2 separate regions of the Homo sapiens genome follow, and region 1 is linked to region 2. Evidence: read pairs that join two places in POLR2A ChIA-PET (ENCODE). Cell type or tissue: Panc1. All regions are shown on one strand. Each heading gives the region's core, and the rest is flanking DNA. Links, peaks and the distances in the headings are about the cores only.

Region 1 (5,410 bases), core at 678-4,677, 210 kb after region 2:
AGGGCAAGCCTGTCCAACCCACGGCCCACAGGCCTCATGCGGCCCAGGATGGCTTTGAATGTGACCCAACACAAATTCGTAAACTTTCTTCAAACACTATGAGATTTTGGGGGGATTTTTTTAGCTTATCAGCTATGTTAATGTTAGTGCATTTTATATGTGACCCAAGACAATTCTTCTTCCAAAGAGGCCCAGGGAAGCCAAAGAATGGGACACCCCTGGTCTAGGGCATGGATAATATCAAACACTGATATCTAGCAAATATGAAACTCAATAGCAGGGTGCATTTAGAACTAGAAGATAGCCGGGTGCGGTGGCTCATGCCTGTAATCCCAGCACTTTGGGAGGCCAAGGCAGGTGGATCACCTGAGGTCAGGAGTTCGAGACCAGCCTGGCCAACCTGGTGAAACCCTATCTCTACTAAAAACACAAAAATCAGCTGGGTGCGGTGGCAGGTGCCTATAATCTCAGCTACTTGGGAGGCTGAGGCAGAAGAATCGCTTGAACCCAGGAGGTGGAAGTTGCAGTGAGCCAAGATCACGCCATTGCACTCCAGCCTGGGTGACAAAGCAAGACTCCATCTCAGAAAAAAAAAAAAAGAACTAGATGATAAACATGACCAGTGACTTTTATCTCCAAACTCCCAACACCAGCCATAAAAGGGCTCTTCCCAACTGCCTTCCAGAGTGCCACCTTCCTGGCCCTTCCCAGCCTCAGGAGTGTTTGCAGCATGTCTTTAATGATGGCTCGTGGTGGCCAGGCACTTCGGTCACAAGCAGAGGTTTGCAAGGTTATCACATTAACTGTGCCTGATCCCTTGCACCCAAGTTACAGGCTGAAGCCACAAAATTGTCTCCCAATCAGAGGCCTCTTGCCGAACGCCCCCACAAACACCAAGGCCCCTTAATCAGAGTTGAGTGGATGTGCCGGTGAACTCTGCAACAGGGAGAATGCTGATTTTTCCAATTGTGCAAAGTACCTCAGCAGTCTCCCTCTAATTTTCCTTTTCATGTTCTTTTGAGGAGGTTTGTGTATTGCCAGTCAAGGTTCTATGGCAAAACAAAAAACAAAACACAAAAAAAAGCCCACAACAGCGAAAACAACGACGACTAAATACAGAAAGCAGCAGAGAGCTGCCTGCTGAGCCTCCGCCTGGGCTGAGGCTCCCTGGGAGTCCGGCTCCATCCAGCCATGGTGCTCGAGTTGGGCATCTTAGCATGAGAAGCTGGAAGTACATGATCTCGGTGTTTTCATGACTTCTCACGAGCTGCCTTTGCAGACAGACCCCCTACCTCCTGGCACTCCACGCCTGCTTCAAATCTCAAGCCAGCCCGCCTTCTCCAAAGAGAAGCCACGTGGGATCCCTCCCTCTCCTGAGCTCCTAGAGAGCCCAGGATGGCAGTGGGAGGGAATGGGTGGTCACAGACTCTGGAGGAAGTCACTCTTCCGTAGAGCAACACGTATGGTGCCTGAGACACGTCGGCAGGTGTGGGTGGCGGCTGTGCGCAGCTGGTTGCAATGTGGCGAGGTGGGACCGCGGTGGGGTCTTGTGTTGAAGGTCCAGGTGCCGTGCACTTGGGGGCAGGGGCACCACTACAAGAACAGCTGAGTCCCATGGGCTGGAAAAGAGGTGTGGTAGGCCCCCGGGGGTGGGGAAAAGTTGACTTGGGTGAAGAGGGTCTTGGAACGCCAGGTAGTGATTTTAGAACACCTTCAGGATTCCCCGGGGAGCCACTGAGGGTGCCTGAGTGCAGAGTAGCATCGTGAGAGAAGTCCTTGAGTGTAGCCTGCCAGGCGGGTGGGCAAAGGGAATGGTGACATACAGCAAGCTTCACAGGCCCGACGTCAAGCTGTGTGATGAGCGTAACAGCAGCTGACACCTTCAGCACCAGCTATGTGAAGGCCCTAGGTCAGGGCACTTTACAGGAATTGACTTGTTAAGTCCTCCCATTGTTATCACCCCATTTTACAGGGAAGTAAAACAAGGCACATGGAGAAAGCAACTCAATTAAGACCACACAGCCAGCAAGCAGCAGAGCTAAGACTGGAAGCCCAGGGTCTGGCCCCAGAGCCGCACATGTCATCACCGCACAGCCTTGCTTGGCTGGGCTGTAATCCATCGGCAGACCCGGGAGGCAAGGAGGAGGACAGGCCTGTATGCTTGCTTAGAAATGAAAGGACTGAATCAGGAGCTGGAAACATGCCTCTCCTTTTGTATTAGTTATTCATTGCTGTGTAACAAGCTGCCCCAAAATGTTGTTTAAAACAATGCCCATTTGTTATCACCTAGGTGATGTGGGTCAGGAATCGGCGTGGGGCTTAGCTTGGTCCCCTGGCTCAGGGTCTCTCACAGGCTGCAATAAAGGGCTCTTGGGGGGCTGGAGCCATCTCAAGGGTGGACTTACAGGCTCACACCCGTGGCTGTCAGCAGCCTGCAAGGCCTTGCTGGCTGTGGGCTGGGGACTGCAGTTCCTGGCCATGTGGACAACCCAGAGGACAACTCACAACATAGCAGCTGGCTTCTCCAAGGGCAAGGGCTCCAAGACCGCCAGCAAGGCAGACAGCACAGCCTTTTCAGAACCCGGTCTTGGAAGGGATGTCTCATCACATTTCCTTGGAAGTCACAGGCCTCACCCACACTCAAGGAGCACGGGATTGCACAAGGGCACGAGTGTCAGGAGACAGGACTACTGGGTGCCATTCTAGAGACCGTCTGCCACAACTTTTAAAATCAGAGCTTATTTTATAGTTCTTTTTTGTTATTAAAAAAAAATTCATGATCAGCATTGAAAAACACAAAAAATTCATGATCAGCACTGAAAAATGCAAAAAAGTGTAAAATAAAAACTCTCCAGCTTTTCTGTCTCCTCTTTCATCATTAGCCCTTGTTGGACCTCCTTTGTCCCTTGCTACTGCTGTGGCTCAGCCTGGGTCCCGCTTCATCCCTCAGAACTGGGACTTTTCTCCTTGTCTGGGTACTTTGTCCTCATACACGCCCCACACTCCCAGAAGCCCCCATCCCAGCATTTATGACCACTGACTCTCCTGTCTCTTCCATGAATGCAGACAAACCATTCATGTTCCCAGCCAGAGCCAGTTCTCTGCCTGTGCACCGGGCCCCGCCCCACAGCCTCCTGAAGGGCTTTGCAATGTTTGCCTCTCCCCTGCATCATTTTCCCTTTCTCCTGGAATGTTCCCATTCAACAAACAAGTCTGCTGCTATTTCTCCCGTTGAAAAGAAAATAACCCCCCGCACCCCCCCACCCGTGACCCATTCTCCTCTCCAACTTCCTTCCCTTTCCAGCAAAGCTGATTTCTCCCCTGGCAGCTCTGCTCTCAGACTTCCTGCTCCTCCCCGAAAATCCTGACCCCACTAAGGGCCACTACCACTTTGCCATTGACTGTGTCTCTGTGGCATCACTGTTCTTGCTTCTTAATCTTCATGGCAGAGGACAGGCCTCACTGAGGGCTAAGAGAGCTAAGGGAATCATAGTGTGGAAGGGAACAAGTTAAGTTCCACAATTTGAGTCACTGCCCATCATTCCTGGGAAGCACCACAGGAAGTTCAGCCCTGCACAGGGCCCCCTCATCCCTGTCCCTGTGCCCTAAGACCCAGCGTGGGCAATTCCAAGTCTCTTCCTCTCATCTAGAGCACTGCCCCCTTCAAGCCTCTTGCCCTTCCAATCTCTGCCTGTCTTCAAGGAAACCACTCCCACTGCCAATATCATGAATACAAAGTGGCTGAAATAAGGCATAATGTATTTTTTCCTCTCATGTACAAAACTTGGTATGGTGGCACTACTCTATAATTGAGTAAAGGGCCCTCATCAATGTGACATTCCTCATCCACATCATTCAAGAAAAGTCACTGCCATGTTTGCGCCTCATCAGGAAGAGGAAAAGGAGAAGGGGATAGCATGCCCCTGCCTTTTAATGCCCCAACCCAGGAGTTTCAATCAGCAGTTGCTCTCACAGCCAACTGGCTAGGACTTAGTCACATGGCCATCCCCTGCTGCAAGGGATGCTGGGAAATGTAGTCTTTAGCTGAGTAGTAGGTGCCCAGTTAAAAACTCTATTGCTATGGAAGAAGGAGAGTATTAAAGATATCAAAGGGCACTGAGCAATGCCTGCCACCCAGAACCCTATCCCGCAGCACTGCCTTTTCCCACCTGTGAATACAATGCTCCTGGGAGGAATTGAGGGAGACTCTGGAGGTCTAGCAGCCTTCAAAGTGTCCTGATTTGCCCTAGTAGACAGCAGGCTGCTGCTGGATCAGACACACACGTCTCCCAAGGACCTCATGAATTCTTAGAGGTAGCGTGGTCAAAGTTCATGCTAAGGAAAACACGGCTGCCTTACTGCTTCTTACTCAGCAGCCACCCCACCGGCCCTGTGCCGAAAGCATTGTATGTTGATGCTATAACTGTCATTTCTCTTTCCATTTCCTCCTGCTTTCGGCCCATGCCCTGCATCTTAGGAGGCAGAATCCAGGCCTCCTGTGCTCCTAAGTTGTCATCATCCAGTGACACGAAGGCCTGCCTTTGTATTTACGTGCAGCATCTGCCCTGGGACCAGACCAATTAAACTCTACCTGAAACACCAGCCTCCCATTCCACTGCCTGCTGGAAAGGAGGTCATGGGGAATTTAGGATCCTCCTGAGCCTGGTAACTGGGGGCTGGGCAAGGGGCTCCTCCCTCCATGACGGAGAGAATCTCATGTAGCTACTGCCCAATAAAACACATGGGATTTGGCTCAGGTGTTCCCTGAGCCAGGGAGCCTGGGACCTGGAAAATACCTGGGTGTCTTTTGAAGTTGTTTCTGGTTGGATTCTTTTCTCTACTATAAAGGTAGTATTTGTTCATAATAGAATACAGTATGTGAAAGTACATAACAGAGTATAGAAAAGGAAAAAATTGGCCAGGTGTGGTGGTTCATGCCTGTAATCCCAGCACTTTGGGAGGCCGAGGCGGGCAGATCACCTGAGGTCAGGAGTTCGAGACCAGCCTGGCCAACATGGTGAAACCCGTCTCTACTAAAAATACAAAAAAAAAAAAGAAAAAAAAGAAAGAAAAGAAAAATAGCTGGGCATGGTGGCGCATGCCTCTAATCCCAACTACTTGGGAGGCTGAGGCAGGAGAATCGTTTGAACCCAGGAGGTGGAGTTTGCAGTGAGCTGAGACCGCGCCACTGCACTCCAGCCTGGGAGACAGAGCAAGCCTCTGTCTCAACAAAAAAAAAAAAAAAAAAAAAAAAAAAAAAGGGAAAAATCACTCCAATCATCCCAAGTCTCAGCTCCTACTCTTTTGCTATATGTCCTTCAAACCAGCTATGTATTTATTTTGCTGAATTTATGCTGGTTTTATCTTTTGTATCTTGCTTTTTTTCATTTAATGTTTTTCCATCCAGTGA
Region 2 (5,410 bases), core at 494-4,493:
ACATAGTCTTCCTATTGCACAGTGCTGGCCGAAGGGGAGCCAGTCCCGGGCTGAGGTCCTCATCTGTTTCCTACCCTGACTCCCAGGGCAGGTCCGGCTCTGCTGGGGGGCCTGTCTGCCACAGGACTTGATGAGGAGGGGAAAGACTGGCACCCACCAAGCACTTTCGACATGTCAGGCACTGGGCTAGGCGCTTGGCCTCGATATTCTTATTTAAGTTGCATAACAACCCGGTAAGACAAGGACTACTACTGCGCCATTTTACAGACAAGGAAATTGAGGCTGGTTGAGGTGAATCAACTTGTGCAAAGTCCCAGAATCTCCACCCGGGCAGTATTGCCTGAGCTCTTGCTCAGCCAACAAGCCCCACTACCCCCACACACCCATGGGCCTCTTGCAACAACACCTTCCCCACATAGGGTCATGGGGAGCCTGAAGTGTGCGGGGGCAGTGGAGGGCATCTTTCTGAGGGCATCCTGCCCCTGAAGCCCAAGGAGGAATCACCCTCACGGCTCACCGAGAAGGATTGGCAACCCTCAGTCTTGTGGACTGAAGACTCATTTCGGAGCCACTCCAGGGTTGAGGCAGAGTGTGCTCCCAAGGGGTGGTTGTGCCCTGGCTCACGGCCCTGAACACAGTAGGTCTTCAACTAATACAGCAGGAAGAAATGGTGCCAGGACAGCTCTCCACGTTGGAAGTTCTTCCTTGTTAGCCCAAGCCAGGCTCCTTTGAGGATATCATTCAGATTATTACTTTGCTTGGGGCAGGGTCCCAGGCACAGCTCCGGGCATGGGTGCAGGGATCACACTGGACACACCAGATTCAGACCCTTCCAGAGCCCCTTCCCTGCTGCAGGGGGCAGAAAAGAACAGATAAGCGATGGTGCATAGTGGGGCAGCAGCTACCCCCAGACTTAAGAAGAGGACCAGGACATTTTTCGGGTTTCTGGTCAATTAAATGGAACGCCAAGCAGAGTCATGTTCTCAGCATCTATGTTTAACAAATCTATACTTCAAATGCACACCCTCTCTGCTGAAAGAACACAGTCCCATCGAAGTATTTTTGCCTGATGGGAGGGATTAGAATTTCCGTGGCAACATTACATCACTTTAGACCAAAGCGACAGTGTCTGGGAAGACAGAGCTGGTTCTGCACGTACCTCCGCTCCACAGTCACGGACACTGAGGTGCTCAGGGGTCGGCGCTCAGGATCACTGGGCAGCCGTACGTGTCCCAGGCAGCGGGAGCCCCGGCAGTGCCAGCTCCCACACCATCCGGCTGTGACAACCTCAGGTCCTTGATGACAGGGAGCCTCTGCCAAGACGGTCCGAAAATTGGGAAGGGGACCCGCTCATCTTTGTGGGGTCCCCAAGAGCTTCAGATAAGTTTGCTGAGCACCGGCTTCCTGATCACATTTCACATTTGACCAAACGATGTTCCTCTGCAGCCTCCCTCCCTTGGTCCCCAAATTGGCAGCACTTTCTAGAAGCTAGATGCAGAGGATGTCCTTTGTCAAGGGAAAAAGAAGTGTTTCCTTTGGGATAAAAGGACACACACACGAGTGTTTATGCACATGCAGATACGTCTGCCTCTCTCTATGGACATGTATAGAGATTTGGTTGTTTATGCATAAAATATCCCTGCATGGATACCCAGGAAACTGGTAATGTCAGTTGCCTTTAGGGAGGAAAACTAGGGGTCTGGGAGTCTTAAGTAGGAGAATTTTTTAACCATATTTTATATTTTTTTAAATTGTTCTACTCTGAGAAAATTTGAAAGTGTATAAAAAGCAAGCTCTGAGCCCCTTGTCTTCAACCCCGGGGCCTCTCTTGCCTGAAGTCCTGCCATGAAGATGAATCTCTGCCTGTACCCAGTTCCGTCAGGGTCCTGCTAAGGGGTGAGCAGAGGACACCACACCGAGGGGCCACCCATTGTCTCCCAACCTCGGTTCCCAGGACTCCCGTCCCCACGGGCCCTCTAGACTCTGTGAGGCTGTGATTCTGGGCAGGGTGAAGCCGGACATGCCGCAGGGCCGATGCCGGCCGTTGTGGAACCAGCCCTGGAATCTCAAAAATGTCCTGTGGTCAGGCCTGAGCTTTGTTAGTGACTCAGCAGAAAGCACCCAGCCCTGGCCCCGTGGCAGGTAGGCCAGCCCCAACCTGGGGTGCAGCCTCAGGCCTCCAGCGTCCAGAGCCCAGGCCTGTGGGGATGTGGGCCCAGTGGGTGAGTGGCCACTGTCCAGACCCTCTGTCTCAGCGAGGCATCAAAGGCTGGCAGAGTTGGCTGCTGGGGGAGCCCCTGGATGGGGCCAGAGCCCCGGCTCTGGGCTGAACTGTGTCCTGACCTGCTGACTGACTTCCAAGGCCTCAGTTTCCCCATTCACAGGAGAAGACCAACTGCATGTAAGCAGAAGCCTGACATTAGAAATGCAGCTGTTCTGTGATGCAGGTGGCGTGCTTGTCAAAGGAGGTTGACAAGCCTCCCAGGCTGCGTGGCCACAGGCAGCCTCCATGCCCTGGAGCCCCAGTTTCTCCTCCATGAAATGAGGCTAATAAGACTTCCTCCAGGCCGGGAACCGTGGCTCATGCCTGTAATCCCAGCACTTTGGGAGGCCGAGGCAGGCATATCACTTGAGGTCAGGAGTTCGAGACCAGCCTGGCCAACATGGTGAAACCCCATCTCTACTAAAAATACAAAAATCAGCCAGACATGGTGGGACGCACCTGTAATCCCAGCTACTCGGGAGGCTGAGGCAGGAGAATCGCTTGAACCCAGGAGGCAGAGGTTGCGGTGAGCCGAGATTGTGGCAGTGCACTCCAGCCTGGGTGACATAGTGAGACTCTGTCTCAAAAAAAAAAAAGACTCCCTCCAGTATCCGTGCTTGGGATGATTAAATGAGACAGTGCAGTCTTTAAGACATCAGCTGCCGCCAGCACCTTGAGGCTGCTGAATACCACCTGTCCCATCACTGACACGATGCTTCCACTCTGCTTATTTTCTTAAATAAATGTACTTTTACTGGCTACTTGATAGCACTGCCATATGTGGTGGATCAACGTCACTTGCCATAAATAGATTACACATTAAAAGTCACCCTTCACAATAGGGCTAAAACCCAGCCATCTGTGTCCCACCCCAAATCAGCTCACACAGCCCCAGATTTGGGGACACAGTGAGATGAAGACATAAGTAACAAGCTTCGTATGCAATGATGGTAGAAAGGCAGGCAGAGGCGACACGATTTGCTCATTTAATTCTGCAAGCTTGGTGTTAGGGTTCACTTATGGCTGCCTTTCTTTTCTTTCTTTTCTTTCTTTCTTTCTTTCTTTCTTTCTTTCTTTCTTTCTTTCTTTCTTTCTCTCTCTTTCTTTCTTCTTTCTTTCTCTCTCTCTCTCTTTCTTTCTTTCTCTCTCTTTCTTCCTTCCTTTCTTTTCTTTTTTTTTTTTTGACAGAGTCTTGCTCTGTCACCCAGGCTGGAGTGCAGTGGCGTGATCTCGGCTGACCCCAAACTCCGCCTCCCAGGTTCAAGCGATTCTCCTGCCTCAGCCTCTGGAGTAGCTGGGACTTCAGGCGTGCGCCACCACGCCCACTTAATTTTTTGCATTTTTAGTAGAGATGGGGTTTCACTATGTTGTCCAGGCTGGTCTCAAACTCCTAAGCTCAGGCGATCTGCTTGTCTCAGCCTCCCAAAGTGCTAGGATTACAGGCGTGAGCCACCACGCCTGGCCTGCCTTTCTTATTAGGGGATTTTTAAAATTCCAGTTAAAATCAGCAAAGTCCAGAGAGAGGTGTTCTACACCTTCATGTTAACAAAATTATTTTAAAATGAGAAAAGCAGGTGCTGGGGAGGATGTGATGAAGCCAACGCTCACGCAGGCATCAGCAGGTTCACACGTGTGAAGCACGCATGTGCTCAGGAAGGGTTGGTTAGCATGATTATCATATCCTGTCGGTGGTAACTATAAACTGGATCAGGACCGAGGGAAAACAGTACAGAAATAACAACTACTGAGCCAGGGCCATGAAAATGTACGCAGCCCCAAAGCTAATGATTCTAGGCCTAAACACTGATCCCAAGGAAATAGTCTCCCCGCCCCATGTAACGAGGCCCCTGCTGAGACAGACCTGCTGATCGTCGTCGTCCACGTCCTGTTATTTCAATGCTCGTCGCTCACCCTGCCCCAGCCCACCGAAACTCCCGCATTTCCCCACCAGTCAAGCTCTCGTGTTGGGGGCTTTGCGCTTTCTTGAAGCAACTTCCCCAACCCTGGCATCCAGGTTTTCCCTCCGGCACCCCTCCACCCCTGCTCAGACCGCCCCCCTCAGGAAGGTCAGAGCTGGCCCTGGTATCCACAGAGGCACCTGCCCAATCCCCCCGCACTCCTTTGCCTGTGTGTTTTTCTCCAGAGCACTTATGCCCACCCAACATGGTCCATCTCATGGTTACTTACTGTTTATTTGGTTTATTGTTCATCTCCCTGAACTACAGAATGTCAGCTCCTGAGGATGGTGACTTGTTCACCGCTGCACCCTCAGCACCCAAAGGAGAATCTGGCGGTCAGGAAATGCTCGGTGGATGTTTGTTGAATGAATAAATGATGCTGACAATGGAGACCGTCCAAACGTCTAAGCCAGTTAGCGTGCAGACACTCAACCCACCATGTGGAAACATGGGAACCCACTGAGAGGGAAAGGCAGAGGTGGACGTGCACCTGCGGCGATTAATTAAATCCACGTGAATGTGTTCACAACCTTTGCAAGGAGCACAGACACAGGGCGTGAGAGGACAGAGGACACATTCTCCCTTTCTGTCGCCGAGATCTGAGCAGCCCAGGGTGAAACTATCCACTCAGCAAGACCTTACAAGAAAATCAAACAGCCCATGCACTGCTTTGATCTGCGTCCTTGCTGGCAGGAGGGCTGGGACTGGCCAGGCCTGGCTCTGGTCAGCCACCCCATTGGCAGGACCCTGCCAGTGGCCTGCCGTGTGTCTCTGTGTCCTGGGTCTCTCAGTGGTGTGGCAGTCCTCGGCTGGATGGCATCCAAAGTCCTTTCCATTTCCAACCAGGTTGAACAGCGTAGGTGGCTTCCTTTGAGTTGAGTCGCCTGGCCAGGGTAAGACAGCGGTGAGGGCCCAGCCAGGTCCCATCTGTAAGTCGGAAGCAGGTGGGAGGGTGAAATTCCTGGCCCAGCCCTGGGGTGAGTCTCCTTACGGATGCACCAAATGGAACAAGCCATGAGAACTGCCATGCAATGGTTGGGGTCCTTCGGGGAGAACTGCCGTAAACACCTGCTTGGGATCTAAAGCAGACTGTGGGTCTCGGGTGAACAGAAGGCATGCCTCTCACTCTGCCTCGAGCATGTGCAAGCTTCAGGATCTTCACAGTGACACTAGGGACGGGGACCTTTGG

The links. ChIA-PET counts read pairs that join two places held together with the same protein. Peaks named below come from ENCODE experiments on the same cell type or tissue, not always from the same donor. Only the 100,000 strongest peaks of a DNase experiment are listed, where the experiment ranks them.
Region 1: POLR2A ChIA-PET joins it to region 2 with 5 read pairs; 7 of 35 experiments call an interaction of 5 or more read pairs at or near these places.

What each region holds. Positions count from the first base shown.
Region 1 is chr11:69,626,237-69,631,646 of GRCh38, forward strand. No RefSeq gene overlaps it. Among named protein-coding and RNA genes, the nearest start is that of CCND1, 12 kb to the right of the region's middle. In Panc1, for the core only: no CTCF peak of the experiment used is centred there; no DNase peak of the experiment used is centred there.
Region 2 is chr11:69,418,638-69,424,047 of GRCh38, forward strand. No RefSeq gene overlaps it. Among named protein-coding and RNA genes, the nearest start is that of LINC02953, 4.3 kb to the right of the region's middle. RefSeq lists enhancers at 752-1,327, 1,902-2,476, 2,036-2,180 and a cis regulatory region at 2,103-2,113. In Panc1, for the core only: no CTCF peak of the experiment used is centred there; no DNase peak of the experiment used is centred there; H3K27ac peaks cover 3,756 bases.